Linked DNA regions of Mus musculus: region 1 is linked to region 2. A link is a loop called in an ENCODE intact Hi-C map of the cell type or tissue named here. Cell type or tissue: heart. All regions are shown on one strand. Each heading gives the region's core, and the rest is flanking DNA. Links, peaks and the distances in the headings are about the cores only.

Region 1 (15,451 bases), core at 6,944-11,943, 210 kb before region 2:
AGCGGTGTCTCTTTAATTCCCACAATGCAATTCTGAACTTAATTGCTATATCACTGCTTACTAGATGAGAAAATTGATGCATAGCTTAGGAAGGCAGGGTTCAGAGTTCCTGCTATCCACAGTCATGTCCCGTTACTTCTGGCCTCAGGTATTTGGTTTGGATGTAGCTCCTTGTCTCAAACCAATCAGCTTTTCTTTGGAGATCATAAGTGAGAGTCATTGTGGGAATGCGAAGTTAGAGAGCTATTGAAAGGGTGCCTGGCTCTCTGTGAAGGGAGATTCCAACCAATGTGAATTGTGGAAGGATTTGACAACAATGTAAGTCTCCATTGCTTTATTTTAGCTGTTTCAAGGATCCTCCTAGAACTTTGATCTCCCTGCCATATGAACTGCATCACATTCCTGCTTCATTTAAGCTAGTTCAAATCCAAGTCAATTGTGAATAAAAATTTTGTTAATATGTACTGCTTTCGCTATATTCTTTAGGTACTACATGACACTCAGCTAGCACAACGACAGTAAGCCTATTCATTTTGAGGAGCTGAATGCTCTCAAGGACAGCTGACAGTACTCATGAGAGATTGGTCTCCATAATGCCAATATAGCAATAAATATTTTCATCCTTACTAAATTCAGGATCTTTTTGTGAGTCTGGAAAATCTTTTTATATTGTAGCCTTGGGCTCTATATATGGTAAAGAACATATATGACCTATTTTTGAAGAAGGTTCTTTACTTCATTTGTTTTGATTTTGGATTAAAATTGTTCATCATATAAAATTCCAGAATAAACGCCAATTGACACCATGTTAATGTTTGTACATGAGAGTTATTATGTGTAGCATAGTCAGCCCAATTTTCAGCTTGAAGAATGTATTAATTATTTTCTTGTTGGCAAATAATATTTTGTGCTGTATATCATTATTCATATTTGTTTTGATAAACAAGACAGAGTAGAGATAAATAAAACTGAAAGAGGACATGTGTTTAGTAGTTCCAGTGCGGTCTAATTAATATATATCTTGAAACTACATCAACAAATAGAGGCACGGAGAATGCACTTTTCGAAATATTAAAGCATGGCATTCACAAATATTTATAAAATCCCACACTGTAAATATTGTTCTACTTTCAACATTCTGCCATTGGCTACATACACTTTATCTTTTGCTGTACCCTCTTACTCAGTGTATTATAATTTGATTTGTATTTGAAGCATTACTTGTATTTTGGTATGAACCTTTAATCACTGGTAGTGATTGGAAAGGAGGCATGAATTCTCTCACACACACATATGTGCCCCCCTTCCCTGCCCTGCTCTGCCTCAACACAGTGAGAAACCTCCTGTGTACCAGCAGGTGGAGCAGAAGTCAATAATCTAAGCCGTATGGTGCTCGTACACACATTTTGTACTGTGATGAGGATGTGATGGGGGAGGAAATCTCACTCTATTTCATTGCACTGGATATTGATTCATGAGAGTTGAAGACAGGAACCTTTTTGGAGAACAGCGTTTTTAAAACATGTTTCTTCCAAAGTCTCAGCCCAATGTGTTCCTCATTTCTCTCTAGTCTCCCTGATTTCAAAATTGTGGCAGAATATTTGTTGATGAAGCAACACAAGTACCAGCTTTATTAATGTAGGAGAGTGAGAAAGAATGGAAACTGCACTTTATTTATCTTTGCATTGGCTTCCCTGCCTTGGTGCTCATCTGTCTTGAAGGTCTTTGGCAAGTCCTCTAACAGAAACTGTTTGAAGATCTTCATCTTCAGCTGGAACCGAAGCACGGAATTCTTCAGAAGATTCCAATAGGCAAGCCAGAAAAGAGAGTGAGAAGTGCTTAGGAGGTGTAGAGAAAATTCATCTCCTCAGACTGAAGAGAGGAGCAAAAGGGGTCTTGGGAGGATTGTGGAGTTGGAGTTCCCTTCCCGAAGTTTTGGGGGAATGCTGGCAGAGAACAAAGATTTAGATGGTGGGTAGATATCAAAGCAGAGGGCAGACAACCGAAGGATCCCTTCTGTAAACTTTGTCCTGTATGAGAGAACATGGTCTGATGCTCTGAACCCTCAGATTAGAAGCAAGAAAAGCCGAAAGTCTCCATGACTCACTATAACACAGACTCAGTCATAGATCTCTTCAGATAATAGGAGATAACAGGAAAGAACAGGAGGTATTTTGGACTTACCAGTTCTCATTTCTGGTGTAAGCTTCATCCTTTGCAGTCTTGCATCCTGAAGAAATGACTTGCCCTACAAAGGATAGGATTTCAACCTTAATATGTCAAAGTCTTTTCCTGATTTGAGGAGCTATTCTTCATTTATCAATTATGTGCCAAAATGTGTCCTCTGGACAAGCTGTTGAGAAACTGTGGGTCGTAGCTTTTTTACTGATCACAGGTGAACAAGTTCACCACATGAGCTTGGCTAGCACATTGTATATACCTAAACTCTTCTCATTTACAGCCTTAGCTTACAAGTTAAGGAACTCGGTATGTACAGATTATAAAGTCTTCAGTAGAAGACTTTCAAACACCAAATCAAAATCAACTTTTTAAACTCAAAATCCCAACTGCCCTCAAGTATTTTTATTATTTTGAATATATATTTTATAATTCAAAACAATTTAAAATTTAAATATATTTTGATTATATTCGTTCCCTGCTTCAATTTCTTGCAGATCCTCTTCCCATTGCTACTCAACATTAAGGTTTTTTTCGAACAAAAGTAAACAAAAACCCAATCCGACAACCAACGCCCAAAATCAAGAAAATACAATAACACAGCACCTGAAAAGAAAAAAGCAAAGTACCAAAGAGTAACCAAATAACAACAAACAAACAAACAAACAAACTAACAAAGCAAAAAACCACGAGGCCTTTCCTGGAGTGGTTGATATGCACAGTGTCACTCTTTTGGATAAAACTGATTTTCTCTCTCCCAGCAGATATGAATGACAGTTCAGTTGTTAATCTTTACCCTAGTGGCTAGGTATTCATTCATTCACTCATTCATTCATTCACCTTTTATACGTATAACAAAATGAAATATAATACGTTAAAACAAAAACTATTATATCAAAGTTGGACAGGACTAACCAACAGAAGGAAAAGAGACTAAGAGAAGGCACACAAAAATCAGAGAATCAGTTATTTGTATACACGAGAATCATTACTAAACTGGAAGCCATGAAATATATGTAGAGGACCTGGTGCAGACTGTAAAAGCTCTATGCATGCTGATTCAGCCTCTGTGAGTTCATAAGAACTTTGTTCATGTTGTTTTGGAGGGCCTTGTTTTCTTGGTGTTCTTCATCTCCTCTGGCTCTGACAATCTTTTTGCCTCCTCTTCCGTGGAGTTCAATGAGCTCTGAGGGGAGGATTTGATGGTGAATCTCATTTAAGGCTGAGTGTTCTAAGGTCACGCTCTATCTGTCTGCATATTGTCTGGCAGTAAACCTTTGTTATTTGATCCCATCTGCAATAGGAGGAAGCCTCTCTTTTGGTGACATTGAACTATGAGTATATCAGAGTATATACAGAATATAGAATCATTTCCCCTCTCCATCCTTTCAAACCAGTATTATTTGGTTTTATCCTAGGTCTCTGGGCTCTCTAGTTCCTGAGTCTTTGTCACCCAAGCAGGGTTGGGTATGGAGTACCCTCCCCTACTAAGATGGTACCAAGGGGTACCATCTAATGGAGTACACTTTAATCAAATCAGTTATTGGGTAGTTACTCCCACAAGTTTTTTGCCATTATTGCCCTAGCATATCTTACAGGCAGTATACCATTGGAGGTCAAAGAGTTTCTGGATAAGTTGGTGTTTGCAATTTTCTTTTCGTAGCATGTAGAGTATCTCTCTGTACCAAAGACACTAAAACATAGGTGTGGATGCTCTATGTAAGAACCAGCTCAACATCTTCATTTTATTGGAGTTGTATAGATATTGTCTTCAACAACTGGGCCTTGCTTTCAGTTTGTGGAGAGCCACCTATAGTCTTGACCTATAGCTTTGGTTGTTTGGAGATTCCCATAAGTTCTCTTTGGCCAACAATTTAATTAGATGTAACCCAGTCCCAGTACTTTGTTTGGTGACAAAAGATGGCCACTAGGGGCTCTGTCTTCCCCATTACTTAGCAATTTTATTTGGTTCACCTTCATATATATATATATATATATATATATATATATATATATATATATATATATATATACATATATATATATATTAATTAGTTTCTACTATATTAGATTTCCATATTACCTGTCTAATGGCCCTTAATTTTAACTGTCTCTCCCTGTATCCCCTTGCACAACCCCCTCTCCTCTTCCACTCTTAACTTGATCCTTTTGTTCTAGCCACCCATCCACCAGTATTTATTTTATCTCACTTTTCTGATGAAATCTGTCTTTCCCTCTAGTCTTACTTGCTCTCCATTCTACAGATTATATTTTTGTTATCATTGACTTAGCTATATGAGGGGCACATACCATATTTGTCTTACTGGGCCAGAAAAAAAATATAATAATAACATGGCTCCTAATAATATTTTGTTATACGTGTAGATCAGTGTTTTGGTCAGTCATAATTAGAGAAGCTTCCTCCCGCAGCAGATGGGAATACTGCAAATACCTCACTCAGGATGTTCTTTCTAGTTCCAGTCATTTTTGGCTACATATTTCATGATGTCATTTTAAGAAAATACTCCATTTTATAAATGTACCACATTTTCTTTATCTATTTTTCTGTTAAGGGACACCTAGGATGTTTCCACTATCTGGCTGTTATGAATAGAGCAGTAGTGAAAATGCTTGAGCAAGTGTCTTTGTGGTGGGAAGAAGGATCCTTTGGGTATATGCCCAAGAGTGGGAGAGCTGGACCTTGAGGTAGATTGATTCCCAGGTTTCTGAGAAATGGCCATATTGATTTGCACAGGGGCTGTCCATTGCGCTCTCACTAGCAATGCATGAATGATCCTCTTACTCCACATCCTTGCCAGCAGGATCTTCACTTGTTTTGTTGATCTATCCATTCTGACAGGTGTAAGGTGACATCTCAAAGTAATTTTGATTTACATATCACTGATGGCTATGGATGTTGAATGTTTAAGGGCATCCCTGACATTTGATGTTTCTTTATTGACAATTTTCTGTTTAGATTTGTACACCATTTTATATTGGTTTATTTGTGGTTTTTTTGACATCTAGTTTCTTAGTTCCTTATATATTTGGAATATTAACCCTCCATCAGATGCATACTTAATAAAAATGTTTTCCCATTCTGTAGACTGTCGCTTGTCCACATGTCTGTGTCTAGTCCTTAGAGAAGCCTCTCAGTTTCTGAGGCCCCATTTATTAATTGTTGATCTTAGTAGTGCCTGAGTCATTGGTGTTCAGAAACTCTTTCTTGTACCAATGAGTTCAAAAGTATGCTCCCTTTTTTTCTTCTGTCAGGCTCAGTGTATCTGGTATTATGTTGCCATCTTTGATCCATTTGGGCATAAGTTTTATGCAGGGTGGTAAGTATGGATCTATTTACATTCTTCAACATTCAGACATCCAGTTTTCCTAGCATCATTAGTTGAAGATGCTGTATCCCAGTGTATTTTTTGGCTTCTTTATAAAAACATATCCATAGGTGTGTGAGTTTTTATCTGTGTCTTCAATTAAATCAACATGAATGTTTTTATTACAATGACTTAGTAGTGCATCTTAAAATGGGGAATGATGATATGTTGAGCAGTTCTTTTATTATCCAGAATTGTTTTAGCTATCCTGGATGTTTTGTGTTTCCACACAAAGATGAAAATTGTCCTTTCAAGATTTGTCAAGAATTGTGTTGGAATTTTGATGGGGATTACATTGAATCTGTAAATGGCTTTTAGTAGGATGACTAATATTTTTACTGTGTTAATCCTACTGATCAGCAAACATGGAATATCTTTTCATCCTCTTAATATTTTCAATTACTTGAAGGTTTTATCATTCAAGTATTTCACTTGTTTGGCTAGAGGTATCCCATGAAATTTTATATTATTGTGAAAGGTGTTTCTATGATTTCTTTCTCACAGTGTTCAGCATTTGTAAATAGGAGTGCTATGATTTTTGTGAGTTAATTTTGTATCCATCTACTTTGCCAAAAGTATTTTACCAGCTGTAGGAGTTTCTGTGGAATTATTGGGACACATGAATAGTATCATATCATCTGCAAATAAGTTCACTTTGGCTTTTTCCTTTCCAGTTGTATTTCTAATATTGGGTCTTATTGCTCTAGCTAAGATTTCAAGTGCTATATTGGATAGATATGTAAAGAGTGGACAGTTTTGTCTTCTTCCTGACTTTACTGGAGTTGCTTTGAGTTTTTCTCTATTTAAGTTGATGTTAGTTATGGGTCTGCTCTAAACTGCCTTTATTATGCTGAGATGTGTCCTTTGTGTCTCTATATCTACATATCTTTTATCATGAAAGTGTTGGATTTGTATCAAAGGCCATTTGTGCATCTAATGAGATGAATTTGTGGTGTCTGTCTTTTAGTTTGTTTATGTGAAGGATTATGTTTATTGATTTAAGTATGTTGAACCATCTCTGCATCTCTGGAATGAAGCCTAACTGATCATGGTGGATGATATTTTTTGATGGTTTTAATTTGATTTATAAGTATTTTATTGAGAATTTTTGCATCTGTTTTGTTATGGAAAATTGGTTTGTAGTTCTCTTTTTTGTTGAGAAATATCAATGACCAATTGTGGGGCTGTGAAAGGCAGCCTGTTTTGGTTGAATGAGGCTTGCTCCCGTGACCCAGTAGGAAACTCTATAAAGGATGGAACAATGAGCCACATTCCCAGAGATAGGTGCCTGACACTACAGAGCACCCAACTCCATAATTCTGTGACTATAAGTCATACAGACAATTTCCCAAGCTTCTGGCCTTTTAGACTTCACCCCCACAGTTACCTGACTATAGCCAGGTATGGTCCTCCCCACAGTTACCTGATAGCCCAGCCCACTATAAAAGGAGCTGCTCTGCCCCTTCTTGCTCTCTTTAGCTCTCACCTTTCTTTTCTTTCTTTCTTTCTTTCTTTCTTTCTTTCTTTCTTTCTTTCTTTCTTTCTTTCTTTCTTTCTTTCTTTCTTTCTTTTTTTGTTTGTTTTTGAGACAGGGTTTCTCTGTATAGCCCTGGCTGTCCTGGAACTCACTTTGTAGACCAGGCTTAACTCGAACTCAGAAATCCACCTGCCTCTGCCTCCCAAGTGCTGGGATTAAAGGCATGCGCCACCACGCCTGGTTAGCTCTCACCTTTCTTAATCTCCTCTCTAGCCCTCCTTCTCTCTCTCCCTTCCTCCCCCCTCCACATGGCCATGGCCAGCCTCTTTCCCTTTTTCTACCTTCTCTCTTCCCCCTGCCTTTCTACAATAAAACTCTAAAACCATAGACTGTCTCTACCCATCAAGGCCCACCATGCTTGAACGATGGAATAGGCTTTCCGCTAAAGAGCCATGTCTAACCTCCCACTGGAAGGCCTTCCTGTGCTCTAGCCATGGACCGGACCAAGGACTCTCACCCACATGGGAACCATCCAGTGGCCCCTCTCCCCCTGACCTCTCTTCTCTTTGGTCCCAAGGCCCAGGTGCCACCAGGGCCCCCGTTTTGTTCTTAGCTCTTCCGTGGTATCCAGCGGCATCTGGGATACCCGAGACCGAGAACCTGTTATCTCTGGTCTGTGAGGTCCAGAGACCTAGGACTGCCCCTCATCCGTCCCCTCCCCACGGGCTGGGTCCATAGCTTCCCACAGCCAGACACCCACCCGGGGCAGTGTGGAAAGGGTGCAGTGTGGCACACCTCCACTTCTGCCCACCCATAGCACTGGAACTCTGGCGGGACGTGGATTTTCTCCCATTCTCTATTCCCCCATACTCACTGCCCAGCAACCGATGTTTGTTGATTATTTTTATTTTATTATTGTTATTCTCTCTCCCTCCCTCCCTCTCTCTCTCTCTCTCTCTCTCTCTCTGTCTCTGTCTCTGTCTCTCTCTCTTTCTCTCTCCCTGTGTGTGTTTCTGTGTTTGTATGTGATGGATGCATATTAGTATGTAGATAATGTGTCTATGCATGAACATATGGAAACCGGAGGAAGATTCCATTGAGGTCTTCCTCTATTGCTTTCTACCTTATTCTCTTTAGATCAATTATCTCAGGAAACCTGAAACTTGTTCTTTCAGCTAGGCTTGTTGGCCAGTGAGCTTCCAGAACCTGCCTATCTCCTCTGTCTTCTTCCCTATGCCAGTGTTACAGGTATGTTCAGTCATGGCTGATTTCTGTGTATGAGCTAGAGTTTTGAACTCAGGTCATCATGCTTGCATGGGTAACTGAGCCATCTCTCTGGTCCCCTCTGCTGACTAACAAACTTTGAAGTGTTACAAGCCAGATTATCAGTTTCCAATAATTAAAACAAATGCTCCATATATCTATCCTTGGTTGCTATCCATGTAAATAAACTGAAGTTTAAAATGATAAATGACATGGAATGCAGCTACATATTTAAACCCTATATGTCTTTCACAGCCTGACAATAGTGAATCATATTTTACAATATACTGAATTCCTTGTGTGTGGTCAAGGATTACTTTTGTAATCATCGTTGGAAACCCCCTTAGACAATAACGATTACAGACTTAAAACTCAAGCTGGTGTCAAAAATGTTTAAGCACAAGTGAAATATTTCTTTTATACAGAAGTGGTGTCATTAAAGACCACACAAAACTTCTACAAACCCTGAAAACATATGTATAATACTGGAAATGTTTTGCTGAAAGTTCAGTATAGTCTCTGTTTTGAGTAGCACTTTGCAATTTGGCCAGTAGAGGGCAGCCACAGAGCAGGTCTGGGATTTCAGCAACTACGGGCTCTGGGAGGAACCTTCTGCAAGTGTAAAACCCTGAGCATTGTTGTTATTATTATTATTAGGGCATTTCTGGATTCTGGATTCATGTTGTTATAACATTGATCTTTTCATTTCCGACGTGTTTACTCCCTTTCAATTTTTCAGATTTTGAAGTTTGTTTTGATGTTGTTATTAGCAAGATCATCGTAAATTTAATATAGCTTGATGTATTTTTAAAACATCCCTCAGAGAGCAAAGAATTACATTTCCCTCTGTGCCTTTGAAAAGTCAGAATACAATCTAGATGTATTGAATGAAGGCAGGATCCGCAAAAGCACAAATAGGAGATGTCCAATGAAGAAAACATAAGTAAACCTCATTTAGAATTACGTTGGAAAAGCCAAACTCTTGGTTTTAATTTCCCAATTACTCAACTATTAAATCCCTCCTGAGACACAGCAGGACACAAATGCCCTTCAGGGGCAGAATTTCTGGTACTTTCAGAGAAAAAAAAATGTACATAAATAGGCATTTTGGCAGCCCAGGTCCTCCAGTCATTCTTAGCTCACATCCATCTACCCCCAGGATGCAGTGAATCATAAAAGTATCAGAATCAAGAACAAATGAAGATGCAGCAGAGTTCAGCTTTTAAAAAATGGGTGAAAGTTTAAAATAATATTTCCAACCTTATTTTTGTATTGTTATTGCACACTAGTTGGTATGGAAATCAAACAATGCAGCATTAATATTCAGTCCAGCAAGCACGTCACTGCCATTGTCCCCAGTCCTCTGCCCCAGCCCTGATGTCTGACCTCAGTGGCCGAAGGGAACTGAGAATAACCAGTGTCATTGTGGACTTGTGGCAGATGTATTTTATGCTTAGAGAATGTGATGATCTTAACCCCTTTCTGCACCACTGGTCCTCATCCTTGAAGGGTGTGCCCCCCCCCCCCCCTTCCTCAAGTAGCACTAGGATTACCAAGCACTTGTGAGAATTGTAAGCCTGCATAAGGCTTTTTTCAGGTAAAGCCCAGCATGGAGTTTTAAAAAACATTTAAGTGGTCCTGTTGGGCATTCAGTCTTGATAACCTTGTCACTGCGGTCCCAGGAGGTATGAGTGTGTGGTTTTGCATGGTGCCCTTGGTGAAATAACTGGGCCCACTGCCCTGCTTGTGTGGAGCCGCAGGGAGGGAGCAGACTTCATCTGCTTCTCTATCTTTCCATCCATCAAAGGTGAGCTCAGTGCCGTGTATTAACACCATCTGGCCTAGCACTCGGTATAGCATCCATCAATGGAGCCTCTGCCTTGTTTATTTCATTTGATCCAGAAGCAAGGCACAGAACAGCAATCACTTTTAAAGAAGCCCCTGGAGAACTTCTAGCAGAGGCAATGGGTTGACATAGTGTTAGAGTCCAGACTGAGACTCCTGTGCTGCCAGTCTTACTCTGATGATAGTGTAAAGAGTTGTTCTTTTCTTTTTCCCTGTAGTTTTCTGGTATTTGATTTTCTTGATTTCAGAAGTTGCAACATCATCCTTACAACAAAATTTGACAGTTAATAATGAGGAACACAAAACAAACAAGCTGTTCACATGTGGCTCACATAGATCTTGTTTGTGCAAACACGTTTTAGGGCTGATGATGTCACCTGGCAGTAGGGGACTTGCTAGTAAGGGGAAGACTCTCTGCTCAATTCTCAGTGCTAAAGGGAAAAATACATTCCACATACTGATTTCTGAACGATACATAATTCTAAATGTATGTAATATACATTATATACTTATTTTTTGTCTCTATGACATATGTGTTTATTTGATTGTTTCCTATTTATTTATTTAAAACTCCAGATTTTATTTCTCTCCCAGTCCACTCTCATACCACATCCCATACCTCCTCCCTGTCCCCTGTCTTCACAGAGGATGTCCCTACCTCCCACCCCTATCCCACCAGACCTCTAAACTCCCTGGAGTCTCCAGTCTCTCTCTGCAGGCACATCTTCTCTGACTAAACCCAGACCTGGCAGTTATTTGCTGTATATGTGTTGGGGACCTCATAACAGCTGTTGTATGCTGCCTGGTTGGTGTTCCAGTATCTGAAAGATCTCAGGGGTCCAGATTAATTGAGACTGATGGTCCTCCTATAGAGTCACCTTTCTTCTCAGCTTCTTCCAGCCTTTCCCTAATTCAACCACAGGGGTCAGCAGCTTCTGTCCTTTGGTTGGGTGCAAATATCTACCTCTGACTCTTTCAGCTGCTTGTTGAGTCTTTCAGAGGACAGTCATGATAGGTCCCTTTCTGTGAGAGCCTCAGTAATAGTGTCAGGTCTTGGGGCCTCCCCTTGAGTTGGATCTCATTTTGGGCTTGTTGCTGGACCTTCTTTTCCTCAGGCCCCTCTCCATTTCCATCCCTGCAGTTCTTTCAGACAGGAACAATTATTGGTCAGAGTTTTGACTGCGGGATGACAACCCTATCCTTCACTTGATGCTCTGTCTTTCTGCTGGAGGTGGGCTCTACAAGTTTCCTCTCCCTGATGTAGGGCATTTCATCTAAGGCTGCTTCCTTTGAGTCCTAAGAGTCTCTCACCTCCCCGTGTCTCTGGTATATTCTGGAGGGTCCCTAAAACCTCCTACCTCCTGAGGTTTCCATTGCATGTTTCCATTCTTTCTGTTGGCCCTCAGGGATTTCAATCCTTTTCTCCCACCCAATACCCAATCATGTTCCCCTTTCTGTCCCCCACTTCCTCTTTCCCTCCCAGGTCCCTCCCTCCCCACTTGTGGTTGCTTTCTTCTCCCTCCAAGTGGAACTGAGGCATCCTCACTTGGGCGCTTCAGCTTGTTGACCTTTATGAGTTCTGTGGACTGTATCTTGGTTATTCAGCACTTTTTTTGTTTTGCAAATATCAACTTATTAGTGAGTACATACCATACATGACCTTTTGAGTCTGAGTTACCTCACTCAGGATGATTCTAGTTCCATCCATTTGCCTGCAAAGCTCAGGATGTCCTCATTCTTAATAGCTGAGTAGCATAAACTCATTGGCACAGGTGAAAATTTTCTAAACAGAACTCCAGTGGCTCAAGTTCTAAGATCAAGAATGGATAAATGGGACCTCATTAAACTGGAAAGCTTTTGTAATGCAAAGGACATAGTTAATAAGACAAATCAGCAACCTCTAGATTGGGAAAAAAATCTTCACTAACCCAACATGCGATAGAGGGCTAATATGCAAAATATGTAAAGAACTCAAGAACCTAACCACCAAAAAACCAAACAACCCAATAAAAAATGGAGTATTGAACTAAACCGAGAATTTACAAGAAGAATCTCAAATGGCTGAGAAACAGAAATGTTCAAAGTCCTTAGTGATCAAAGAAATGCAAATCAAAATGACTCTGAGATTCTACCTTACACCAATCAGAATGGCTAAAATCAAAGCCTCAGGTGACAACATATGTTAATGAGGATGTGGAGAAAGAGGAACACTCCTCGATTGCTGGATGGATTGCAAACTGTTACAGTCACTCTCGAAATCAATCGGGAGATTCCTCAGAAAATTGGAAATAGATCTACCTGAAGACCCAGCAATACCACTCTTGGGAATATACCCAAAAGGTACCCCACTATGCAACAGTGGCACATGTTCCACTATGTTCATAGCAGCCTTGTTTGTGATAGCCAGAAGCTGTAAACAACCCAGAAGACAGAAGAATGGATACAGAAAATGTGGTTCATTTACACAATGAAATACTACTCAACTATTAAGAACATTATATACTTACAATTGATCATTCCATGTTTTGAGAATTTTTATTTGGAGATTAAAATTAAAATCCTTGCCCACTGTTCTCTGCCTGTCTCTTTCTGCCTAAACGAGCTTTCTTTTCTTATCTGCCTCAGTTGCCAGAGTCCTTTCTTCTCCTGTATACCCACAGACCTAACCATTTGGTCTTCTTACCCTATACACTCTTCAGGCTTCCTCTTTATCTGCATTGTCTCCAGTCATACAACCACAAACACACCCGATCTCATCTTATCCACATACTCTTTTCTCAGATAGGTTGTGAACAGCTAGTGTGTTGTTCTGCACCTCAGCTTCACTGTGGGTAAGAGTTAAATGTGTGATTTACATCTACCTGAACAGCAACACATGTTGACAATACCATCTGTCTCTTATATACATCTTAACATCTGAATTTCTACCTGTTCGAGAAATGATTCAAATTTGCATTGTAAAACAACATTATACACTCTATGTCATGTTAGTTCACCCATTGATTTAACCCTCAGATCTGTCCTAAAAAAACATAGCATGGAGTCATGATTATAGGCATATCCCCATAATCGATGTCCTCAGAGGCTGAAACAGGAGGATCTCAAGTTGGGGATCAATCTGGACTACAGAGTGGACTACAAAGCTAAGGATACACAATGGGACACTGTTTGAAATACAACCAAACCAAAGCCATAGGCACACAAAATGCATTCGTGGTTCGATGGGGCTAGGGTTGTTGAAGAGAAGTGAGTATGGGCATTGGGTTTAGGAGTAAAGGGATACTGAAAATATAAAATTGTGGTGTTGGTTTAGAATTTTGTGGATATATTGAAACCATTGAATTGTAATTTTAAATGAGAAAATTGCAGGGAACATGAAATACCTCTCCATTCAACGGTGGTTCGAGGTATTCCATAAAGGCTAGAGAAGGGATGAGTTTGTTCCAATGTTTTGACTTCAGTGTCGGTAGGTCTGTCTCCACAGCTATGAAAATTCACATAATAGAAGAGAGAGTTTGAAATGCTGAAAATCTTTATGAAAAGCTCGTAATCATTTTCCCCCGAGCTTTCCCTATGAAGAATGCCAAACCTTACTCTATCTCTGTGTAGACTGTAGTTTTACGTTCCAAACCATTTTCCTACCCACAGATGAAAGCATCATCGGTTTGATTTCTGACCGGAAATAAGAAAGGCTTGGTTGCATATTTTAAATCTGTTAAAGAATTGGAATAGTAGAGTGTTCTATTAAGCCCCACAATGGCCTTGCCTATTTTTATTAATGCCTAGGAGGTATTGCTTATTATCCTTGTTTTATATCTGAGGTGACTAAATTGTGGACACTAAGCACAAGATCATTTTGCCCGTAGGAAAAAAAAAGTCACTCTAATCCACAGCATTACACCCTAAACACTGGGTTTTTCCTCCACTGGATAAATCGTTTTTATAAGCATAAACATTCTCCATGGCCAAGACATGTTCCTTGTACAGACATGAAAAATAAAGTACTGATGCGTCTTCCATAGTGAAAAAAAAGGGAGGGTGATGCTAAAATTCTGGAGTAGAATGGATTCAGTCTGTAACCTCTTATAGGCTCACCCAACATGAGCTTCGTTCTTTGTAAAAAACTTAGAGGCATATGTTCTACCTGGAAGAACCCCGGTGTCCCAGCAACAATTGGTGTCATGTGTCCGTCATGCTCTAGAGACTCAGAGAACATTTAATTTGGTGAATAAATACAGGGTTCATATTTTGTCAACCACACAGGTTTACTTTTATTTACAAACTATGCTTTCTATCCAGAAATTCAGTTTTGCAAATATTTACTTACTCATAGCCCAGGTGTAGATGCTTGACAAATGTCTATGAAAATTCAAATGTTGGAGGAAACACTATTGAAAAGAGGTATCCAACCAAGGAATTGTCTAAATTTTCCTGGTTTCTCAGGGCTAGTTGGTGTTAACAGTGCTGTATGCTGCAGTTTGCATTACTCAGATAATTAATTCCATAGCCTTGGCTAAGTATTCCCTGGATGTCTAGTGTGATTTGGGCCCTTGTCATAGAGCGTGCCATGTACAAGACAGCTCTGATTTATCCTGACGTTTGCCTTCTAGGAGAAGTAGAGGAAGAGAGACAGTAAGCAAAGCAGAGTAAACAAATGCAGCAGAGAAAAACTAGAGGTGATGAGTGCTAATAGGTTAGCTGAAAGAATTTGGCTTAGAAGGGGAATGCAGCAAACCCTCTGGGTGTATTTTGCTGATTCTAAAAGACAACTTGCCACTTACAATATATTGATCTTGCTACAGATGCCAGACACATTGCAGTGGAGCATCTCCTGTAGAAATTTTTTGGCCTTGTTTTAAAGACAGGTTCTAATCATGAAGCACAGACTTCCCTCAAAAAATACTATGTGGACTAGCATGGTCTCAAACTCAGATGCTTCTGTGTCTGTCTCAAAACTCTGTGATCACAAGCCACAAGTAACCAGGGAGATCTTTACAATTTGACATGTTTATAACAATAGTAATCGGTTTCTCTGTTGAGCTTTATACTACAGACTGAAATTGAAGGAAGATATGCACACTAACAGAACATCATAGGAGAAGGCACTCCAGTCCTCTCAATACAGTGCCTGCTCAGCAGCTTCAACCACCTCCAAGCAGAGACAGCTAAATAACATAGCTTGGTTCAATCATACACTCACCTTGTCTTACTAGATAAAGTATGTTCATCCCCTCACTCCTGTGCATCTGGGGAGGAGTTAATGTAGTTGTTTTTGTTTTTTCCCTAATCATCCATTTGTCTC
Region 2 (15,451 bases), core at 4,427-9,426:
AAACTTTGGGCCCAACCTCAGACCCAGTGCCCTCTAAATAGTTGGCATTCTTTTATTTAAGGGAGTCAACAGGGTCATTTGGTCAGGATACGATAGAGAGGTGAAGAAGAAAGGAAATTAAAGGAAAGGTAGTTATCTCAAATTTGTTGCAAATCTGCTGCAATACTAAATTAACTGAACCAAATTTTATAAAGAAGTGAATTTTTAGGATGTGATACAAAAAAAAATCTATCAGATATGTGAAAAATAACTTCTATGACATAATTTGATTGGCTTCACTAGCCAGCCTACAGTATATTGAGGACTGTTTACTAATAATTACTGGAATACTCTCTTAAATAGAAGTTCTAGTGTGAAATATTAGGAAATGTTCTTTATTGTTGTACTTTATATATGAAACAAATGCCTATGGGGTAGTGTGAAAGACTGGATAATAACCATCATGGGGCGGGGGGATGTGTGCTGGGAAGGTCACTCTTCTGGAAAGTGCTCTCAATGGAAGGAAGATCTCCTTAGAGCATGTGGCATCAGACATGGAGGTAAGCATTATAATCCCAGCAGTGGGAAAGTGGAGACAGGGCCACCACTGGGGCTCACCTACTAGCCAGTCTACTTGAATAGGTGAGCTACAAGTTTAGTGACTCTGTCTCAAAATGTAAGGTGGAAAGTGACTAAGGAAAATGTTGATCTCTGACCTTCACATCTATGCACACTCATCCCGTTCTCAATTATGCACACACATACATATGAAAACCATTCACATACATCAGAATGTGTTATGTTTCTATCTTAGATACAGTACTCCATGATGTTCTTATGAATTTATTTACCTAATTAACTTTCCTTAGGGCTGAGGATATGGATCAGTGGTTAATATTTCATTCTATAATTATTATAGTTATTATTGTTGATGTTGTTGTTGTTATTTCATATATTACATCAGAACTCAGTTGCCTTTCTTTCCCCTCCTCCCAGTCTTACCCCTTCCACCTCCCCTCTTTCCTATATCCACTCTTCCTTAGTTTCCCTTCAGAAAAGAGTCTCCCAGGGATATCAACTGAACACAGCAGAACAAGTTACAGTAAGACTAGATACAAAACCTTTTATCAGGGCTGGATGAGGCAACCCAGTAGGAGGAAATAGTTTCCAAGAGCAGCAGAAAGAGTCAGAGACATGTCCCACTCACACTGTTAAGAATCCCACAGTAATGCTCAGCTACACAACCATAACATGTATGCCGACAACCTAGGTCAAACTCATACAGGGTCGCCAATTGTTGCTTCCATCTCTGTGAACCCCTAAGGGCCCTGGTTAGTTGATTCTGTGGATATATTCTTGTTATGTCCTTGACCTCTCTAGCTCTAGCCTTGCAGAGAACCAGAGATCAGTTTACAGAACCTATATCAGGTATCTTACAACTACCCATAATTCCAGATGATATGACTCACTCTTCAGACCTCTGAACACCCGCACACATGTTCCAATAGCATATGTATGTGTCCATGCTGGTATGTGTGTGTGTACACTCTCACAAATAAACAAACACAAATAAATTAACTATAAACAAATAAATTCATTAGCCTCTATAAGCCATTCCTGCATGCCAATCAGAGTAGTTATCAATATATTGCTGCCACAGCCATTTAGGAGATAATAGTTCAAAATCAAACAAAAAAGGAAGGCATCAGAATAATTGTAATTGTTGTTAATTAAGGAGACTGAAATATTTCTGGTGCAGGGGAGATGGCTCTGCAGTTAAATGCTTTCCATACAAATATAGGGACTAGAGTTCAAATCCTCAAAAACATCTTGAAATGCCAGGAAGACATGGCAGGCTGTCTGTATTTCTAGCATTGGAAGGCAGAAAAGTCCAGAATTAGGCTGGCTAGCAAGGCTAGTGATATTACTGATTGAGAAATCTTCTTCAGTGAATTATGTGGAAAGGGGATGGAGAAAATTCCCAACATCAACCTCAGGCTTCCATTCATGTACACACATGTTTATGTGCACCCACATATCTTTACCTAAATACATGCAAGAAAATTCATGATGATGTACATACAGGGGTGGAGGGAGAGAGGAAAGATGGACAAATGTAATGTTTCTGTGCGGAACTTGGTGATGCTTAGGTAGGAGTTTGAGAAGATCCTATATGTCCAGTAAAATTCTATGGGGAAAAAGTATCAAGCGATTAAAAAAATATCTATCAGCAAGATCATGAAAATACCTTAGAGAAAGACACAGTTGAACTTATGACTATGGCTTCAGAGCTATAGAAGAAGGTATTCGCTCTAGATGCAGTCTTGCAGAAGTTACATGATTTAATAACCAGTGGGAGAGGCAGTGAGAGAGGACACCATGGGTACCAAGAGAAGTGGGAAAAAATAGGAGATGCTGTTGAGACATGTTATTCAGGTGCCTAGGAAATTATTGTCAGTAGAATGTGATGTCTCAGTTTAGTTGTGAACTTGGCATAACTTACAACCACCACCCAGAGAAAAGAGCAGAAGTGAGGAATATCTAGTTTTTGTTGGTCCGTGGCATGTCTGTGGAGGATTGTTCTAATTAAGTTAATTGATGTGGGAAGACCCAGGCCACTGCAAGTGACACTATTCTTTAGGCAAGGGGTCCGGAATTATGGATGGGGGAAATGTAGCTAAGCACAAACAATAAACAATGATTGCATGCATATATAGTAATTGCCATCTCTTCTTTACTGTGGATATGATGTGACTACATATTTCAAATTTCTGCTGCTGTGATTTCCCGACAGTTAGAATATAACCTGAAATTATAGGATAAAACTAACCCTTCCTTCTCAAATAGCTTTTCTTAAGGCAATCAGAGGAATAGAAATGAAACTAGGGGAGAATGTGTGGCAGTGAGCTGGTTTTCAGTAACAGACAGTGAGTAGGTGATGTTAGACATGAATAACAGTTTTAAAATGTAAGAGCCCCACATTTTCCCCTAAATACTTTCCACATGTCAGTTGCTCCTTTTACTTGCTCAGATATATTTTGAGGCCCAAAGGACAGATTCGTTTTCTCGTTGTCCTCTAATGTACCTTGTAGACAATAAACCACAATCTCAAATCAACATTCCTTTGAAATCCAAGCAAGGTAGATGATGGTGACTGTATTGGACCCTCTTGAAAACATGTGGACAGCTTTTATTGCACTTGCCTGCTTAAATGTAAACTTGTCAAGATCCATTTCTCATGCGACATATGAGTATGACACCAACCATAAATACATACATGAATGAACAAACGTAATATCTATTTCCTGATTTCCAAGGTTCACCTCCTTTTTTCTAAGATTTTAGTTCTGTATCAGCCAGTGTTCAACCAGAGAAGTCAAAGGAGTAAGAAATCTGTAATATAGTGTACATGTTGAAGGGTTAACTATAGATAAATGGCTCACACAATGGTGGGTGATGGGTAGAGAGTCTTGGTAAAGCTAATTCATGAGTGATACAGGCTTGAAAAACAGCACTGGCAGTTTCGATGAGTAGGTCATAGTAAGCAGGTATCCCCATGGGAGAAAAATGCCGGTCTTCGGCCTGTTGATGCACAGGGGTATCATGCGGAAGCCCAGCCCCTAGGCCATAACCAAAACATGCAGCACTTGACGCGGTGCTGCATGGCACAGAGGTGAGACCAAGGTCAGCAATTAGCACTAGGTATAAAGTGGCTATTCACTCCTGTCATCTTCCAGATATCTCTTCTCCTGGCTTTGGAAACACTATATATATTCTAAGCCTTATATAGTAGTAATCCTGAAAGTCTAGCATGCAGAGTGCTTGAGGCAGGAGGACAACAAGTAAGAGACCTAGAGTTGTGGTTCTCTTCTCTTCATCTGTTCAGTGTCATTTCAATATATCACAGACTGTAATTTATAAACATGGCCATATTTTCTTACTGTTAGGAAACTGGAAGTCTATGGCCAAGGCTCAAGGCCTCTTATCAGTGTTGGGGGAGAGAGTGTGGAGGGAAAAGGGGAGGGAGGAAGAGAGGGCAGGAGGGAGGAGATTGATGTCTCTTTCCCTATGGATAGTCCTACTCTATTATGGAGCTTTGATTACTGCCTTAGGTACCATCTCCAAATATAACTGCATTTGGAGGTTATGGCATCTGCATGTTAACTTTTGGAAGAAAAAATATTACCAGCCCATAAGAGCTTTCTACAGTTTCATTTATATCCAAACAACAACAAAAGGCTCCCTTATCTCCATTTTCTTTGAGTGATGTCCTTGGGTAAGTCTGGAAGCAGAGCCATGCCAGAGTACCCCCAAATCCACTCCCTCACTAATACTTTCTTCCAAGTCCTTTATTTTTCCAAAGTGATTGCCTCTCCAGTGACTATCCCAATTCTCTCAGGTGTAAAACCCACAGCCTCCTGCTGGTAGCTCTCAGACTGCACCATCTCAGAGAATAGTGATAACACAGTAAAGAATCTTAGATACTGCATAGATGTTACAGATAAAAATTGTAGGTAATACATCTGGAAGCTTGTTTCCTTCTTTGTAACCATCTTTACAGGGTACCCCAAATCCCGCCTAAGTGAATTAATTGGAAAACTGGTACTGAGGATCTAAATGATCTTGAGTCTTTGCCCCTCCACTGGTTTCTCCTCCTAACCATACTAATACTCACATGTTTTTTTTACTTTCTTGAAAGAATAATTTTGACCCTTGTCCCTAGCTGGTTTTCAAACTGGCTCCCACTACAACTATTCTGTCACAGGTTCAATGGCCAGTGGTTCCCTATCTAGCAAACCTAACTACCTTCTCCTCCCTGGCACTCTGCAACACATGTCTGACCACATTCTTTGACACTCTTGTCCCAGATCACTCCCTCATCTCTTGCCAGTTTCCCTATTTTTTAATGCACCTGCTAATTATGGGTGTTCCTCAACACTCTTTCTATAGCCTACACATTCTAATCTCTGTCTTCTATGATTCCTCTGAAAGAGCTCCTTTATGAGAGCAATTAGAATCATCCTGTCCAACACTGGGCAAAACAAAGTAGTTTTAAGGTTCCAAGTTAAACAAACTGGTGAGATTAATTTTAACATTCTTTTCTTAACTCAATATGTTCTTAATATTATCATTCTAAGATTATAAACTATTTTATATCTATTTTGCATATTGTGACTTTAAAATTCCACGGGTCTCTCTACTTACAGAACACCTTCACTTTGAGCTCTTTTCCATTCTTATTAATCAATAATCTCACGAGGCTCCTAAATCTTGTCTCAGAGAATAGAGTCTTGGCATTTATGTCCCCGACATTAGCCCTTGTGTCCAGAGCTGGATAGCAGCCCTTACCTGCATCTCTCAACACCTTGCTTGTCCAAGGCATCAAAGGGGCATCAATTATCAATGGTGCCTTTCACTTTAATGAACTCTGTGAAGATTATAAAAAAGGCTTATTTTAGAACCATTGATACATTTTATGGTTGTGTTTATGTATGATGTAAAATTTATCTTGTTAAATGGGTTTGGAAACTCAGTGATAAAAGTTAAATAATAAACCAGGATGGTGTCACATGCCTACAATTACAACATTTGGGAAACTGAGACAGGAGGATAGCTGGCTCAAGCAACCTAGGAGACATGACCACACACTGTCTTAACTATAAAAAAAACATTAGTAATAATAATAACAATAAAGTATAATATTTGTAAATTTTCACACATAAATTGTACTTTACATAAGCTGATGAAAAACAAAATTTAATTTTGGACATCTCATTATAAGAAACTACATTAGAAGGACCAAATCAGATTCTGGTCTACAATAAAACATTTTAATTATGTTCTTCCTAAAGACAAAGCTAACCAAGACTTTGCTAGTCTTAAAGTGAAACTTATCTTAATTACAACTCTCTTCCAACAATTGTTAGAGCGTAGTGCCTGAATTCAGGATCACTGTGCCATATTCTTGAAGAGAAAACTTTATTAGATATGCTTTGTATATTGGAAAGATAACACATTAACAGTGTTTTGGGTTAATAGCTTATGGCTGAAGGTAGAGAAAAGTTCTAACTATATTAATGAACATTCTTGTTCTCACATCCTTTTTCAAGCTCAGCAAATAAAGAACCCTCTGCTTCAAAAGAAGGAGGTGGCTAAGCATTCACCAGGGTGGACTGGTGAGTGAAAAACAATGACAATGTTGTTAACATTAAAGAAACTTGCTATGGATATGAAGATGCCTCTGAGTCGGCTTCATATAACCATACCTTTCTGAAGCAATGGCAACATCGTAATTTGCATTCTTTCTGTTTCCTTCCAACTGATAATCCAGTTGTCTCCAAAGAAGCAATTGGCCTTGACATGTACAGACAGAGGACATGGTTACCCTGGCAACCAGCACCATGGACCACATGTGACCCTCTACAAAGAGCATCTACACCCTTTCAAAAGATAAACTAAAGCACTCAAAACACTTACACTCTGACCCAAACCCAAATAAAAGCCCTGTTTCTCAATGATGATGAAAATTACAGCTACAACTGATTTTAACTTCATCATCTGACAAAATATTGAACTGTGGGTTTGAAATTGGGCATGGTCATTTTATGTTTATTGCAACAATATGAGTAAAGTTTTTGGTTAGGTAACTAACTATATGGTACTAAACCTCTCCCAGTATTCAGAGTGTGAAGATCCAGCAGAGGGAGCCCACACATAATTGATGATTAAAAGTTGGTCTAAAATGATTTAATTGCATTTAAAGATTTTTAGTAATAAAATTTTTGTTAACTTTGGATCCTATAGATTATCCAATGAAGTATAAATTTTTAATGGTGGCTTGTTCATTTTTATTCATTTAATGTCTTTCACACATTTAAAAACATGCTTATGTATGAAGTGAACACTTTTTTTAGGTCTTTTTTGTATAACTACTTCAGGAATACTCAATGGAGCTAACTCAACTTCATTTTAGATTTCCTAAAGCTTTCAGTCCCATTTTCTCCTTTTTGAGCACCCCCATTTGACTGAACACCTAAGAAAAGTATCATGAAACAGTTTTATAACTGAGTGGAAAAAAAACAAAAACATGTACAACCCCTAGCTGCTAGCTGCTTCCATAAAAAGAACACAAGAGGTTTACTGGGCATTGTTTACATGTCAAGTAAGACGTCTTTGAAAATGACATGCCTTCTATAGGAAGCTGTGAGATCCTAGGACCTGCCTCACTCCAAGAAGACATTGAGAGTCTGCGTGTAGTTCAACAACCAAGGAATATTCGTCTTCTCATTCGTTTCTCCAGAAATATTGATTGACATGCCTTTTCATTCCATTAACTACTCCAAGCTTGAAGAATATAAGTGTGCTAAAGCGACTATCATGTATTCGGTTGCTACGTACTAGAGGCTGTGCTACACTTTCTTTCATAAACCTCATACCATCTAGTTAGGAGAAGAAAGACTGCCTTTCTCAGAATGTAAATAAGTAAATAATACATGACAGACCTGGAATTTGTATATAAATGTGAGACCCTAAAGTACAAGCTGATAATAATTGTGAAGTACATATTTCCAAAAAGTATTCCTGTAAGTCATGGTTGCTTTTGGTGAACCCACAAGTTCTTATCCTCAGCAGAAACACTTGTAGAGAGGATCGGCACACAGGTAATATTTGAAGGTGTTCAATGAAGCAGTTCCCATGCTAGATGATGTGGCGTTGATCTTTTCAATAGAGCAACAAGTATGTGCTGTCCTTTGACAATAAAGACTGACCCGAAAGATTTCATAATAATCTATCCCCTAGCACTGTCATGAGCCTAGGATTTAAAGTCATATAGTTCTGATTGTAAAACCTTCATTGTTAATTTGCATCTATTTTGTATAATCATCCCACCTGGTCAGTTCCCTTGAAATAAAATTTTGTTTGTGTTTATTCGTACTTTGTTCCCCAGCTGAAAAATAGTCTTCTAAACCTCAACTCAAACACTCATTCACAGTACACTTTTTCCATGTATATACTCACACTAATTTTTAAATAAAAATTGGTTTTACATTCTTCAGATAATTAAAAGGTAATTATTAGCTGAGGGGTAAAAAAGAATCATACTGCCTACAAAGTGGAATGCATTGGGATCCATTTCTATTTAAGAACCTTATTTTGTGAATGAGAAAGCTGAGGTTAGGAGTGATTGTTTTCTTAATGTTCACTTATGAGAACCGAGAATATGAAAACATATATATGTACGTATACATAATTATGTATATATAATTAAATATATTTAGAAATATATATTATATTCTCTCTATTTAATATAAATATATAATACATAACACACTAAATTTAAATAATACATGTAATTATATATGTGTTTGTATCTATAATTCAGCACATTCTGTGTCCCATACATGCACATACAGAGTTGTATGTTTTCTAAGTGAATCATAAGCCTTTGTATATGCTGTCCCAGAGATCAAGTTCCTAAGTGAGCGAATGACCAGAAGCAGAGTCCCAAGGAGATCCTGTCTCTTGACTTCTACAGACACTGAACATTGTAGCACGTGCTTGAGCAAAGGTTTCTCGTTGCAGAGACACATTGGTTCCAAAGGTGCTGTTTTCAGAGCTGCCTCTAATCCTCCTGTTCTCTTCAGCTGTCCATCATATGATCTCAGTCGTCACAAGGCTCATAAAGAACTCTGGTAGCCTTAACTTCATTACTGTTCCAGTATGTATGCCCTGTGTTTTCAGAACTGACCTGTGGCAGAGATAAATAAGCCAATACAAATTAACTATTATATCCTAAATGTCACTTAAAGACATTTAAATGGACATTTCATCTTGACAGGATGCATGCAAGCTATCCAAGAAAATAGCATCTGTCCCCAAACTATCTAAGAGCACACAAAAACACAAAACTTAAAAACTTTTTTCCAAAACGTAACAAAACCATTTCTCACCACTGTGTAGTTTTTCTTGTTTATTGCTTTACATTTGTCCGTCTTTGACAATTGTAGACTTTCAATAGCTGAATGAATAAAACCCAGCACACACTACAGAGTGGTTCTTATGTGCCAAGCAGGGGAATGAGAATGTCGAAATACATTAGCACATTGAAACCACATTATAGTTCTGTGAGGTAGACTTGTGGAAAGAGAGAGCACTGTAACATGGCCAAGGTCACTCAGTGAGTGACAGAGGTAGGCTCTGGTGTAAGATTTGTGTTTCTCAAGGTCGGCACTTTAATCACCAGGCAGATTTTCATTGGAGTGCTTCCATCTGAAGCCTAAACAGTTGGTCAACTCCCTGGTTCTATTCATACAATCTCTATTTTTCTTAAATGGCAATAATTATAGCATGATCATATTGTTGCTACAACCTTTCCTGGCTTATGTAAGCATTTTGTTTGGTTTGCTAAAAATGCTCCTTTAAAAAACATCAGGACCACGTTTAAATATAATTCAGATCACTGGTTGACCCAGCTCCAAAATTCCTGTGAAAATATTGTTTCCAACGGGGAAAAAGATACATTAAAGATATGAATTGGTACACAATATCCCAGCCCTTGCCATGAAGCCCAGAATGAAAGTTTTTGTGCATAAATGGAGTTTGGCTCAAGACATGTTATAGCAACTCAGACTTGGGGACATCTAGAATGATTCCTCTCCACTGATAAGTATGTTAAACAAAACTTATAAACCCCAGTATAGGATTTGTTAAACAAAACTTATAAACCCCAGTATAGGATTTGTACTTTAACTCTAAGTTTATGGAAAGGTAAATAGGTCAAAGACCTGGTAAATATGGTCAAAATGTTGGAATACTATGTAGATTTTGTTTTGTTATGTTTTCCTGTTAATTACAAAGGGGACTTCTTTCTCTTGCCAATGAGTGGCCATTAGGTTGGGAATAGTCTATAACCCAGGAAACCATCCTAATAACTTAGCTAGGAGGAAATTGTCCAAGTGTTCTTGATTATGGATTATGGATTATGATGAGATGATGTGTCTAAGCAGGAGTTGAAGTTACAGAACAAAAAGGAATTTGCATGAAGTCCAAGAATTATCTTTTTAAGTATATTCAAGATCAACCATAGTTTTCTGCACCAATCAAATTCCTACAAACTGAGCTGACCAAAGTCTTCTGAAGGAATTTTTGACACATTGGATTTAGAAAAGTATAGATGAGCATTTTTGGAGATCTTATGAGTTATACAATTAGACAAATCAATACTTTTCCTTTTGTGGTCCTTCCATTATGCCAAGTGACGTATCAGCCATGTAGTTTTAATCGTTAGTTCTTTATTGACATGGAATCCAATTAGAGATGATGTTTGTCCCTCTTGAGCCACTCTTTTATGAGTGACCTCTTTTTAAGTGTCTTATTTAGCCCAGTTTACTACTATGAAAATAGCCTGAACAAAATGTGATTATTTTTCAAGAGACAGTCTAGAGATAGAATCTAGGAACAACTAGATTCAGCCACTTCTTTAATCACAGACTCTCTTGCTTGGAAGGTACCTCAAGGGTCATGCAGTGCAACTACATTAACTATAGTTTGTCATTAACTACCATCAGTTAATATTCATCAAATACTAACATCACCATATGCTCAAAAGTTGTCTGATTCAAAAACCTATCATTTTTATTTGATTTAATTAGCCTTTGTTACCTAAAAATCATTGAAGTGATCCCTGCCTGACACTGTTCATTTTCACAGTATGGGTCCAGGAGAGAGCAGGACTGGGGGTTATGATACAATGCACAGTGGCAATGGTATCAGTAATGCTTGGGAACAGAACGTAGGAGTTCTAAGGACTCTGGATCAAACTGTGGCTTTGCTGTTTGCCAATTCTGACTTCACATGAAGAATCAGTGTGTCTAAGTGTTGGCATCTTAATATAGAACAGCAACATACACATGTTATGAATTTTTCTATAAAGGGAATGATCTGAGACACATATATGGCTTAGCATGGCATGTCAAATAGAGTGTACACAAGTAGCCATTGTTTATAGCATTGCTGTATTTATTATTATACTGTGATAGTCTTTGGGAATTGCAGAGAACCAGCACATAGTGGGTCCTCAGCATGCATTAGTTGAGTAAGTAAAAGAGTAAATAATTATTCAGCTCAAGCTTTTATTGTACATGATATCTATAGGCACAATATCTACCCATAAGTAAGTTGACTATTTCACACTTAGTTAATGATTGCTGCTTGCTCTTGGGAACTTATCTTCTGAATATAAGTGAGTTGACAGTTAACAGAAACATGTGGCATAAAGTAATTTTACCCAGAATACAAGCTGTCGTGCTTTATAAGCAGCTGAACAGTAGGATTGGCTCAGATCTGCTTCATAGCCCAAACAGGTTTGATAAGTTGAAAGCAAATGAAATGAAGAGCAGCTGTGGATTAAATAAAATCTGGCAAAGACAGGTTCAGTATCCTAACACTAATTTTAAGGTCTGGTCAGATTCCAGGACCTAACATGGTGTGCTAATTTTTACAGAAGAACGTTGCTGTGGTGAATATTTTGCTTCTTTTTCTTCCTCATTCTTAGGAGAGAATACGTGTTTGAAAATCTGATATGATATTTGAAATACGCAAATGCAAATGAGAAAGAAAAAGGGCACAAAAACCCAGTAACAACATTAACAAGTAAGCAGACTTTATTTATACAGGATGGGAAATACATAGTACTCCTTATTAAAAAATTTCCAAATATATTTTTGAAATATTGAAGAATTATGACATTTTACACATTTCAAAAGACTTTACAGTTTACCTGGTAAGTTTACTTGACTAGGTACTCATTTTGTACTACCAAGGAAGGGTGCTTAAATGAGAGATGTAAGTTGGCTTTAGTTAAAAGGCAGTGCCTGCTATGAGGACATTATGAGAAAAAACATAGCCAGATTAGATTGTCAGAGTTTCCTTGAGGATATGAAACTTAAGATGTATTTTGAAAATGAGTAGTCCAGGAGAGGTGGAAGTAGGGGCGGGGCTAGAATAGGGCACTTCAGGTGAAAACAGCAGCATGCCAATGGTAAATGAGAAGACACATGCTGTCTGTGAGGAACTGTAAGTCAACCAGGATTCCCAGAATGCAAAAGGAAGGTGAGGAGGAAGGAAAGTACTGAAGGAGCAGTAGACTGGATCGGTCTGCACTTTCCTGCCCTAGAATGAGCAGATTGCCAGAGGCCCACATTTTCAAATTTTGTTCCACTAGTTGTTAATGGCTGTCAGCTGAAAAGTAAGAATCATTAGTTAAATGTATATAAAACATGCTTGATTATTCAAATGTCTCAGGCAGTTTGAGCTTACTTAATAAAATGATGAAGGAAGAGTGTCTCATAAACAATAGAAACTTGCTTCTCACCATTGTGTAGGTTGAGATCTGACGTCAAGGGCTCAGGGTGATTTGGTTTGGTGGGGGCTCTCCTCTGCGCTATAGACAGTAGACTTCTTGATATATACTACCATAGTAGAAAGAGTTTCTATCTCTGCCTGTCTCTTCTCTGTTTCTCTCTGTCTCTCTGTGTCTCGCTGTTTCTTTTTTTCTTTGTTTCTATCTTTCTTTTTTCCATCTGTCTGTCTGTCTTTTTCTTTCTCTTTCTCTCCATCTCTCTTTCTCTGCAGATTGAGTTTAGGGCATCAAATAGACAGAGGAAGCATTCCATTCCTATGATATATCCGCAGCCTTAATTTTAGTTTTTATGCTGTGTTGTCCACTTTAGATTTGAATACAATCTGTAGCCCAGGCTACAGATATGTTATGATTTCTCTCAGCATTACAAATAGCTGGGATTACAATCTTACACTTCCAGATTAGCTCTCTTTCACTGGCATTAATATCATTCATGTGGATTCCATCCCCAGAACATAAAAACAAAGTCCCCGTCTTCAAATGCCATCCAACTGGGATTAAACTTTAAATATATGAATTTGAGGATGGCACAATCGTCTAGTCTAATGCAAGACCATTAAACAGATTTCTTTACTTCATGGCTTTTGGGAACCTGTATTATGTCTCAGATCTTTATGGTTGTGTAAGCAGAGAATGCAACATGAATACTTTTGTAAATGAATTTGAACACAGATGATGATGACACAGACCATCTTGAATGACACATTTTGTGAGCTACACTTGAGAAACTATATATAGAGACATCAGAGAATCTTTGAGTACACTAAAGTATGTATAGAATATCGTCCATTCAGGATAAAGAAAGAATGTTAGGGAAAAAAAAAGTTAGACGGACACAAGAATTAATATCTCATTGCAATAGCCCTGGGGTGGCCTGAAGGGAGATGGGTAGATCTGACCTTCATTAACAGATGACAGTGATGAAGAGGAGGCAAGTGATTGAGAAACACTCCAGAACTGTAGGAAACCCAAATCTGATAAATTTCCCTCTCTTGTTTAATTAGGAGGTGAAAATCAGCAAGAGCAGATGATTGATTGGACGCGGAGGCCGAGAAGATAAATGACTCTCTGATGACTCGGGAAAGTGAGTTGTAAGTGGAGCTTCTTGTTGAGATCCAGAACACCGAGGGACATTTGTAACAAAGCTGTCACGAAGAGTTTGACACTTAACAATGTGTAGGGGACATAAAAGTGTAATACTTAAGTGACTCAGGTGTGAGAGAAACACACTTCCTGCAGTGCAATCTCTCTGAGTGGGTAAGGATACTCATTTGGAACAACATACACAGCTTTATCAGAAGGCATGTGCTGGGGATGGGGGTGGGGACCGTTCTAAGGAATTGCTTTTAGAGAATTAGCCATGTACAAAACTGCACTTTGACTAATTGTTCATTGTCAAGTCATTCTAAGTTACCAGTCCTAGAGCTTGCAGGAAGACCACACAATGTAAGAACTGGTGGGAAAGACAATCCTTTAAGAGCTGGTAGGAAAGAGAACTCTAAAGGAGTGAAACAAAATGTTTGGAGGTGCCATCATATATTTACCAGTACAATAATTTAAGTAATCTAACAAAATGTTTGTATGTAAAAAGCAAAATATTAATAAAAATTTGAACTGCAAGATAGCAAGGACAGTGGATTCACTTTATACTTAAATGGCTCAAATTTAGGATTAACTGAACCTTTTGATTTCTAACAATAGTTTGTTGTTATCCTCAATACTTGTGGCTATTTTTGAGTTTTAAGATAGGTCAAACTAAACCTAGGTCATTACTGTCTATAATAGTCCTGGGTGTACATAGCTAGACACATTGCACATGTAGAACTCAGAGCAGTCAGTGTGTTGTAACAAGAAAGTGATATGAGCCCCTTATTTGGGAGATTCCTTAAATAAGAAATGACTGTGATTCTTAGAATCTAACTTTGGCTCTTTAATAACCACATGGATTTCTCCAGCAATGATCAGCCACCTTCAGAATTAATTTCCCATTGCTCTGCTATGCCCAAAGCCCTCTGCCTCAGATCTCTCTAGTTGTGAACAAGAATGAGTGTACAGCAATGTAATAAGTAGGAGACTATCCAGCTGAGTCAGGGCCTCTGTCTGTCTGTCTGTCTGTCTCTCTCTCTCTCTCTCTCTCTGTGTGTGTGTGTGTGTGTGTGAATATACAGGTATGATGAGGCTATAACAAGATGTCATATGTCTTCATTTATTGATCTCTGCTTTACCCACAAGGCACGGTCTCTGACTGAGCTAGGAACTCATCATTTAGATAGTCTGGTTGGCAGTAAGATCTCAGAATCTTGCAACCCACACCCACCACTGCAAGGGTTCCAGGCATTGACAACCAGGCCTGGCATTTTACATAGGTGCTAGAGATTCACACTCAGCTCCTCATGCTTGTAGATCTCATACCCGCTGGGCTATCTCTGTGCCATGTTCATCTGTCTTTAGTTGATAGATGCGGCATTGACTTTTGTGGAAAGGAAGGAAAGTTACATGAATTGAGCATTATTGCAAGCTAGTTTTAAAGCAGACAGGATAAAGAGATCAGAGAACAAGCTGGAAAACAGTGGCAAAGTGAGCAACACATCTTCTGAACTGTAAGTCTGAGTTTCAATTACTCTGTGAATAATGAGATCATGGGATTTGGAAACATGACTCAGTAAAATGCTTACTGTGTAAGTATGAGATCCTGTGTTCACACCTCCCACACACATGTAAAATATTGAGCATGGTGGTATACATACCTGAGGTTGGGGCAGAGGCAGGAGGATCGTGGGAGCTTGTTGGCCAGCCAATCTAGCCGAAATAACGAGTTGAAGGTTCAACTGAGAGACCCAGCCTCAAGAAATAAGGTGGAGATAAGTAAAGATATCATCATTGATTCTGACATATTGATTCATACATATGTATCCAGAGACTGCCCCTTCTGGGGATCCATCCCACAAACAACAACCAAACCCAGACACTATTGCAGATGCCAACAAGAGCTTGCTGACAGGAACCTGATAAAGCTGTCTCCTGAGAGGCTCAGCCAGTGCCTGATAAATA

What was found. Peaks named below come from ENCODE experiments on the same cell type or tissue, not always from the same donor. Only the 100,000 strongest peaks of a DNase experiment are listed, where the experiment ranks them.
Region 1: a loop joins it to region 2, with 4 times the contacts of the local background. A loop is called at or near these places in 11 of 42 quality-filtered maps.

Annotation. Positions count from the first base shown.
Region 1 is chr15:42,907,715-42,923,165 of GRCm38, reverse strand. All of the region lies in intron 1 of Gm46505 (a long non-coding RNA gene), which reads left to right. Among named protein-coding and RNA genes, the nearest start is that of Gm41315, 27 kb to the left of the region's middle. In heart, for the core only: a CTCF peak has its summit at 8,856 (motif pointing right); no DNase peak of the experiment used is centred there.
Region 2 is chr15:42,695,980-42,711,430 of GRCm38, reverse strand. It overlaps Gm41314 (a long non-coding RNA gene), which reads right to left and starts at 6,676. Exons shown (of 4, transcript XR_875324.1): 1 at 6,246-6,676; 2 at 5,329-5,407. In heart, for the core only: a CTCF peak has its summit at 6,664 (motif pointing right); no DNase peak of the experiment used is centred there.